Linked DNA regions of Homo sapiens: regions 2 and 3 are each linked to region 1. Evidence: chromatin contacts called from ENCODE Hi-C or POLR2A ChIA-PET data. All regions are on one chromosome and are shown on one strand. Each heading gives the region's core, a stretch centred on a gene start or an enhancer-like site at or near the end of the contact. The rest is flanking DNA. Distances are from core to core; before and after follow the strand shown.

Region 1 (2,700 bases), core at 28-2,527:
GCCCAGCTAATTTTGTATTTTTGGTAGAGATGGGGTATCATGTTTTTTTGTGTTTTTTGTTTTGGTTTGGTTTGTTTTTTGCTTTTTTTTTTTTTTTTTGAGACTGAGTCTCTCTCTGTCTCCCAGGCTGGAGTGCAGTGGTGCAATCTTGGCTCACTGGAACCTCTGCCTTCCAGGTTCAAGCTATTCTCCTGCCTCAGCCTCCTGAGTAACTGGGATTACAGGCTTGTGCCACCACGCCTGGCTAATTTTGTATTTTTAGTAGAGACGGGGCTTCACCATATTGGCCAGGCTGGTCTCAAACTCCTGACCTCAAGTGATCCATCCACCTCGGCCTCTTAAAGTCCTGGGATTACAGGTGTGAGTCACAGCGCCCAGCAAGACAAGGTTTTGCTGTGTTGTCCAGGCTGGTCTCAAACTCCTGGACTCAAGTGATCCACCCACCTCAGCCTCCCAAACACTGGGATTACAGGCATGAGCCACTGCACCTGTCCTAAATTAAAATTCTTAACCCAGAATCAGAGTTTTGGTGTTTGGGTTGGAACTTCTGCCACAGGGGTTACAGACATGTCAGAAAGGAGAGAAAGCCACCCTGATTCATTTCAAGATTACAGGTTTGGGGCCAGGCCTGGTGGCTAGAGGTCGAGGCTGCTATGAGCCATGATCGCACCACTGCACTCCAGCCTGGGCGACAGAGTTGAGACCCTGTCTCAAAAAAGAAAAAAAAATTTTATTTTAAACATATCACCACGTTGGCCAGGCTGGTCTTAAACTTCTGACCTTAAGTGATCCGCCTGCCTTGGCCTCCCAAAGTGCTGGCATAAGCGTGAGCCGCCGCGCCCAGCCAAATATATGTATGTATGTATATATATCTATAGACATATCTAGATATCTAGAGATATCTATAGATATCTAGAGATAGATCTATCGATCTATATATCTAGATATGTATCTAGATATAGATCTATCGATCTATATATCTAGATATATAGATCGATAGATATAGATCTATATATAGATATGTAGATATATAGAGCTATATAGATATATCTATATATAGATATGTAGATATATAGATCTATATATAGATATGTAGATATATCTATAGATAAATATCTATATATATAGATAGATATCTAGATATCTGTAGAGATCTATATAGATATATATATATTTTTGAGACGTAGTCTCGCTCTGTCTCCCAGGCTGGAGAGCAGTGGCGCGATCTCGGCTCACTGCAAGCTCCGCCTCGCTCCGCCTTCCGGGTTCACGCCATTCTCCTGCCTCAGCCTGCCGAGTAGCTGGGACTACAGGCGCCCGCCACCACGCCCCCCTAACTTTTTTGTATTTTTAGTAGAGACCACCGTGTTAGCCAGGATGGTCTCGATCTCCTGACCTCGTGATCCGCCCGCCTTGGCCCTCCAAAGTGCTGGGATTACAGGCGTGAGCCACCGTGCCCGGCCCCTTTTTTTTTTTTTTTTTTAATTGTGGAACCATCATGATAGAAAACCAGCTTACTCTGGGTCCTGTTCCCAGTTCCGTTACTGCCAGCAGGGGGCGCACGGGCCACAGGCGCTGGAACTAGCTTCTGGACCATTTCCCCTTGGGACTTTATCGTGGTAGGTGTTTTGTTTTGTTATATTTTGTTTTTTAATATATGCAAGAGGACAATTTCCAAATGATTTATTATAAATTATACATGAATATAGTCTGATTTTTTTTTTTTGATAGAGCCTTGCTCTGTCACCCAGGCTGGATTGCAGTGGCGCAATCTCAGCTCATTGCAACCTGCACCTCCTAGGTTCAAGCGATTCTCCTGCCTCGGCCTCCCAAATAGCTGGGATTACAGGCGTGCGCCACGATGCCCAGCTAATTTGTGGATTTTTAGTGGAGACAAGGTTACACCATGTTGGCCAGGCTGGTCTGAAACTCCTGACCTCAGGTGATCCACCCGCTTCAGCCTCCCAAAGTGCTAGGATTACAGGCGTGAGCCACCACGCCCGGTCCAATAGTATGAACTTTAAAATACAGCTTTAATTGAAATGTAATGCTGACATTAAAAACAATTATAATGTTGACTTTTTAGACAAGGTAATTTAGTAATAGTTCTCAGATTTTTATTTTCTTCCCCTTCTTTTTTTTTTTTTTTTTTTTTTTTTTTTTTTGAGACGGAGTCTCACTCTGTCGCCAAAGCTGGAGTACAGTGGCACCATCTCGGCTCACTGCAAGCTCCGCCTCCCTGGTTCATGCCATTCTCCTGCCTCAGCCTCCCGAGTAGCTGGGACTACAGGCGCCCGCCACCACGCCCGGCTAATTTTTTGTATTTTTAGTAGAGACGGGGTTTCACCGTGTTAGCCGGGATGGTTTCAATCTCCTGACCTCGTGATCCACCCGCCTCGGCCTCCTGAAGTGCTGGGATTACAGGTGTGAACCACCGCGCCCGGCCTTTTTTTTTTTTTTTTTTTTTTTTTAAATAAAGATGGGGTCTCACCATGTTGCCCACACTGATCTCGAACTCCTGGGCTCAAGTGATCCTCCTGCTTCAGCCTCTCAGAGTGCTAGGACTACAGGCGTGAGCCACTGCTCCCAGCCTCCAGATTTTATTATTTTTGATCAAGCAACTCAACTTCATATTGTTGAATGCTGGGAACACACACACACACACACACACACACACACACACGCACACACTGAAAATAG
Region 2 (2,700 bases), core at 1-2,500, 92 kb after region 1:
CAGGCGTCTCGCTGGGCGGAGGGGTTGAGTTCATCAAACTCCCGGCCTGTGAAAGCTTTTGACGTCACGTCCTCATCCTGCCCGAAGATGCCGATGCGGCGACAGATGGCCACAGCAGTGCCCTTGTTGTCCCCAGTGATCATGATGACCCGGATGCCTGCTTGCCGGCACAGCTTCACGGAGGAGGCCACCTCGATTCTCGGAGGATCCAGCATGCCCACGCAGCCAACGAAGGTCAGATTGGTCTAAAATAAGAGCATCACTTTAAATAAAAGTGGCAAGTTCTAGTTTTTGTCCCCTAGTTTGAAAAATGCCCAGTTAAACATTGAGACAGGTTTCTGCATTTTTTTTCTTTTTTTTTTTTTGAGGCGGAGTTTCGCTCTTGTTGCCCAGGCTGGAGTGCCATGGCGCAATCTCAGCTCACTGCGACCTCCGCCTCCCAGGTTCAAGAGACTCTTCTGCCTCAGCCTCCAGGGTAGCTGGGACTACAGGTATGCGCCACCACACCTGGCTAATTTTGTATTTTTAGTAGAGATGTGGTTTCTCCATGTTGGTCAGGCTGGTCTCAAACCCCCAACCCCAGGTGATCTGCCAGCCTCGGCCTCCCAAAGTGCTGAGATTACAGGCATTTGAGCCACCGTGCCTGGCGGTTTTTGCATTTTCTTATGAGAAAAAAAAATACCACTACACCCGTTATCAAACCATTCTTTAACTCTTGTGCTATTCTGAGCCCACAGTACCAAAGCTTCTTCATTTTGTTCATAGCTTTAGGATGTCACATCCTTGATATAAAAGAATTCTACTCTGAGTAGAAAAGTGGAAGTAATCTCCAACTTGGATCTTTTGACCTTCAGTAACTAATGAATATTCTAGAAATGTCACCAATTTAAAAAAAATCATGATTTAGATGAGAGGCAAAATGGGGTTTACAAGCTTAAGCTCATCTTGATTATTCTACTTTGAAAATATTCTACTTTGAAAATAACACTTTTATGAAATTATTAACTATGTATGTTTGAAGCAGCAAATTTTAAGGGTGACACAGCTGGCAGGCAGAAAAACAAATAACCACACCTCTTTCTTGGCAAAAGTGAGAACTGTTTGACCTTTTGCTTGAAGGAGTACTGTTTAAACACAATGAATCGTGCAGGGTGTGGACAAAGAAACTTTTCATTAGCTAACCTCATATTTAATAAAGTTGGCAGAGTCCTCAAGGTGCATTTCTTCTCTTCTCAGTGGGTTGTCATGAGTGGCCAGGGCCAGGCATCGCAGTGTGTCGCTGCCACTACCCCACTCTCGAATGACAGACATGATCTTCTGTTTGACTCCAGAGGTCATAGGAACCTTAGTACTTCCAACTCGAATGTGGGTGCACCTGTCAATGACACCTTCAGGAGCACCCTGGAAATGTTACAGATTTAGATAAACAATTTTGTTTTATTGGTTCACCGGGATCTTAACCCTGGCAAGAACATCTCAATTGCAATCTGCCATACTTGCCTTCACAAACATCTTGCTCATTGATGTCCTGCTTGGTTTATTTGGTGTACAGTAAACCGACATTGACTTTCTGTCACGTGAAAACTCTAGAGTGAATTCCTTTTTCATCAGCTGTTTAATGACCTACAAAGGGAACAAATATGGATACTACTGGGTGGCAATTTCTGAACTTTTTTACCTAACAAGCAGTAAGCACACCTATTACATGACAGATGCTAGGAATATAGCAATAAACAAAACAGACAGGTTTTTGCCCTCATGAAACTTGTCCCCTATTTTGGGAGAGACAGACTAAGATGCAAAAGTAACACAAGTGCTATAGAGAAAAAGGGAAGGGGGATAGAAAATTTGCATACATACATATGAACTGTTACATAAAGTGGCCAGAAGGCGGTGACATTTGAATAAAGATGGCCCCATGGGGCCTGAAAAGATGTGTGTGAACCCAGTGGGTGGTGGTGAAGACCCACCAGGCAGAGAACGGAAGTGCAACCTGGCAAGTCCTGGAATGGTAAAGGAGTGCCAACGTGGCTGGAATAGAGTTTACATGAGCAAAAGGTGAGGCAGGTAATGGCAGAGGATGGTAGAAGCAGGTCATTAAGACCTCAAAAGTCATTATGGGGCATTTGGCTTTTAAGACAAGTAAAACAGAAGACAACGGAGGGTCTCAAGCTCCAGTTGTCAAGAATTGGCTGAAGGTGGTCGGGTGCAGTGGATCACCTGAGGTCAGCAGTTCATGACCAGCCTGGCCAACATGGTGAAACCCTGTCTACAAAAATTAGCTAGGTGTGGTGGCAGGCACCTGTAATCCCAGCTACTCAGGAGGCCGAGGCAGGAGAACTGCTTAAAGCCAGGGGGGCAGAGATTCCAGTGAGATGAGATTGCGCCACTTCACTCCACCCTGGACGAAAGAGCAAACTCCATCTCAAAAAACAAAAGCATTGGCTGAAGGGAGACAAGGAATACCATTCAGTATAATGACACTGACTTAAACTAGGGAACGTTGGAGGTGAAGAGATGGCCCCAAGCAGAGCTGTCCACCAGAACTCTGTGAAAGATGGCAATGCTCTGTGGCCACTGTTCATGTGGCTGTCACACGTGATGGATAAGCACTTTAAGTGAATATGGCTAGGGCATCTAAGGAAGTGTTTTTAGGTATTCTAAGTAGTTTTAGATAGCTAGTGGCTACTGATTATAGTA
Region 3 (2,700 bases), core at 115-2,614, 110 kb after region 1:
CAGGTTCTTAGAGTTAAAAGGTTCATGAAAGTAAAGGTCCACCGAATACTTTTCAAGTGAAGACACAACAATTTCCCTTTGTCTGGAGAGGCTTCTGTGAATTTCAGACAAAGGATTTTGTGCATGAAGAGCAGGCTAGGCTGTTCCGATGATCACATCCTGTAACATTTCCCTGGTGAGGCATGTCAATGCTCTTAGGGCAAGTGGTAGTGGAAAATTCTTACTCTTGCCAAAGGGATGCTCTGCAATTTTTTCTTCCAAATGTTTTTCTCTGACTCTTTGGGTGGAGGCAGGTACAATAAAAGAATAAACTCTGAATTACCTTCCATTTAACATCTGACACCTTTCAAATTCAGCTCTTGAAAATCCACAGCTCTTTAATTTGCTATTACAATAAAGATTTCCAATCAGAACAAAATCCTCACAGTATACTTGCACAAGAGTTCAAGTAAGAGTTCATTAAATTATCAGTTTGCCACGTTTTAGAACTCCATGCAAACGTTTATAAGCCATGATACTGAAACATTATTTGTACCACTTATGTCAAATATAAATACTGATGGTTAAAACTACCATTATTCAAGCCGGGCATGGTGGCTCACACCTGTAATCCCAGCACTTTGGGAGGCCAAGGCGGACGAAGCATTTGAGGTCAGGAGTTTGAGACCAGCCTGGCCAACATGGTGAAACTCCGTCTCTACTAAAAATATAAAAATTAGCCCGGCATGGTGGCGGGCGCCTATAATTGTAGCTACTTGGAGGCTGAGGTTGCAGTGAGCTGAGATTGCGCCACTGCACTCCAGCCTGGGTGACACAGTGAGACTCCATCTCAAAAAAAACCCAAACAAACCAAAAATCAGCATTATTTTTTTAAAAAATCCTTTTTATTAATCAATTGTATTATGCATTTTAAAAACCTAATTTATTGTGGCAAACACCAGTTATTAAAATCTTTTATAAGAAAAACACTATTTAAGACCAGAAATTACCTTCTAAATGCCACTGTTGTTTTTGAATCTAAATGGCTCCTAGGAAACACAAGGCATAACAGATTTATCTTAAACTACTTAAACATTTAACTGTGACTCAAAATTTTCACCGTGTTTCCAATTTGAGTCATAAATTTTGTAGTTTAGCAGAGACTGAATGAAATTCTTCATTTGAGAAGCTCTACTTGACTACTTTAAACTACTTCCAGGCCTCACGGTGAACAGGGAAGGAACATTACACAATACCCCATTATACTACTGTGGTTTGCTCCCAATCTGTTTCTTAGACAGTACTGTCTTTAAAATGGCAAACGTGATCTCCTCCTGTTTTAAAATCTTTCAACAGCTTCTTTGGCATCCCAACCCGGGCTTATAACAGCCTCCATGACCCAAGTGCTGTTTGCCTGTCACCCTCTCACCTCCCTCTGAGCATCACACACTATGCTCTTCAGTTCCTCTAACTTGTTTCTGGGCCTTCACATACCCTTTCTTCTCCCATAAATAGTAAGGCTTTCCTCTAACTCCCAGATTAGGCTGGCATCCCTCACTGTGTGCCCACAGAGCATCCTGTCCTTTCCTTACACTCGCATGGTCTTCATGAATCTTCCCCACTAAAACCAAAAGCTCCATAAAGGCAGAGTCACTCAGACATCACTGATTTCCTAGCCCTACCACTATACCTGGCACACAGTGGGTGTCAAATAAAATATCTGTCAATGAATAAAGCATTTGGCACACATATTTCCTTTAGTATACATGTAGCAAAAGACTTCTAATTACCAAGTTGAAGAACATCACGAAGCTAGAAACAATAAAAAATCAGGGTCCAAAGAGATAACAGCTTTGGTTAAGCTAAATGAGGTTCAATAATGGTAGTTGCTTAAATTCTACGTTTAGACTAAAACCAAAATAATCTATGCCAGTAAAAGTCTAGAAATTTAGGAATGGGGGGATGGGAAGAACACCTAAGAAAGACTGTAGTTTTAGCTGGTAGAGTAATTAAGACTGCCAAAGAAATTTCCATAGACTGTCAGAAGACAAAAAATGTCTAGAATGACAACCAGACTCCATTTACATAACTGCATTCAATCTGGGTACCAAAGAGAACTACCAAGATGGTAAAGCGTTTGAAACAAATGCTAAGACTAACTTGGAAATAAACATTTTATTTTATTTTACTTTTTGAGATGGAGACTAGCTTTGTTGCCCAGGCTGGAGTGCAGTGGCATGATCTCGGCTCACTGTAACCTCCACCTCCCAGGTTCAGGCGATTTTCCTGCCTCAGCCTCCCGAGTAGCTGGGATTACAGGTGCCCACCACCACACCAAGCTAATTTTGTTTGTTTGCTCTGTCACCCAGGCTGGAGCACAGTGGCGTGATCTCAGCTCACTGCAACCCCCGCCTCCTGGGTTCAAGCAATTCTCCTGCCTCCCTCCCAAATACCTGGGACTACAGGCGTGTGCCGATGCGGCCGGCTAAGTTTTGTATTTTTAGTAGAGATGGGGTTTCACCACGTTGGCCAGGCTGGTCTCGAACTCCCAACCTCAAGTGATCCACCCACCTAGGCCTCCCAAAGTGCTGGGATTACAGGCGTGAGCCACCGCACCCGGCCAAAAATAAAAATTTTAGGATACGCTATACTGCTAACATTTGACAGTCCTAGTACTGCCACAAACTGCCACATGCTCCTGGATAAGTTACAAACTCTGAG

What was found. Hi-C counts contacts between places; a loop is a spot of excess contacts on that map. ChIA-PET counts read pairs that join two places held with the same protein, here RNA polymerase II (POLR2A). Pooled maps may share reads with other maps.
Region 2: a pooled map shows a loop between it and region 1 (3-fold over the local background). The contact joins two enhancer-like sites. A Hi-C loop is called at or near these places in 1 of 168 maps with a recorded cell type or tissue (naive thymus-derived CD4-positive, alpha-beta T cell), 1 of 37 single-sample maps with no recorded cell type and 6 of 50 pooled maps. POLR2A ChIA-PET finds 5 or more read pairs at or near these places in 23 of 52 experiments (A549, B cell, BJ and 19 more).
Region 3: a loop to region 1 is called in a pooled map, with 3 times the contacts of the local background. The contact joins two enhancer-like sites. A Hi-C loop is called at or near these places in 5 of 50 pooled maps. POLR2A ChIA-PET finds 5 or more read pairs at or near these places in 18 of 52 experiments (A549, AG04449, B cell and 14 more).

What each region holds. Positions count from the first base shown.
Region 1 is chr12:110,430,393-110,433,092 of GRCh38, reverse strand. It overlaps the pseudogene HMGA1P3. Among named protein-coding and RNA genes, the nearest start is that of ARPC3, 19 kb to the left of the region's middle. RefSeq lists an enhancer at 1,247-1,356. Within about 2 kb of position 1,277, at least 18 of the 41 ENCODE cell types and tissues checked have a DNase peak (open chromatin) inside an H3K27ac peak, as active enhancers do.
Region 2 is chr12:110,338,204-110,340,903 of GRCh38, reverse strand. It overlaps ATP2A2 (ATPase sarcoplasmic/endoplasmic reticulum Ca2+ transporting 2), which reads right to left. Exons shown (of 20, transcript NM_170665.4): 12 at 1,501-1,623; 13 at 1,183-1,401; 14 at 1-245. Among named protein-coding and RNA genes, the nearest start is that of ATP2A2, 58 kb to the right of the region's middle. RefSeq lists enhancers at 1-403, 1,811-1,910. Within about 2 kb of position 1,250, at least 7 of the 41 ENCODE cell types and tissues checked have a DNase peak (open chromatin) inside an H3K27ac peak, as active enhancers do.
Region 3 is chr12:110,315,560-110,318,259 of GRCh38, reverse strand. All of the region lies in intron 5 of ATP2A2 (ATPase sarcoplasmic/endoplasmic reticulum Ca2+ transporting 2), which reads right to left. Among named protein-coding and RNA genes, the nearest start is that of ATP2A2, 36 kb to the right of the region's middle. Within about 2 kb of position 1,364, at least 3 of the 41 ENCODE cell types and tissues checked have a DNase peak (open chromatin) inside an H3K27ac peak, as active enhancers do.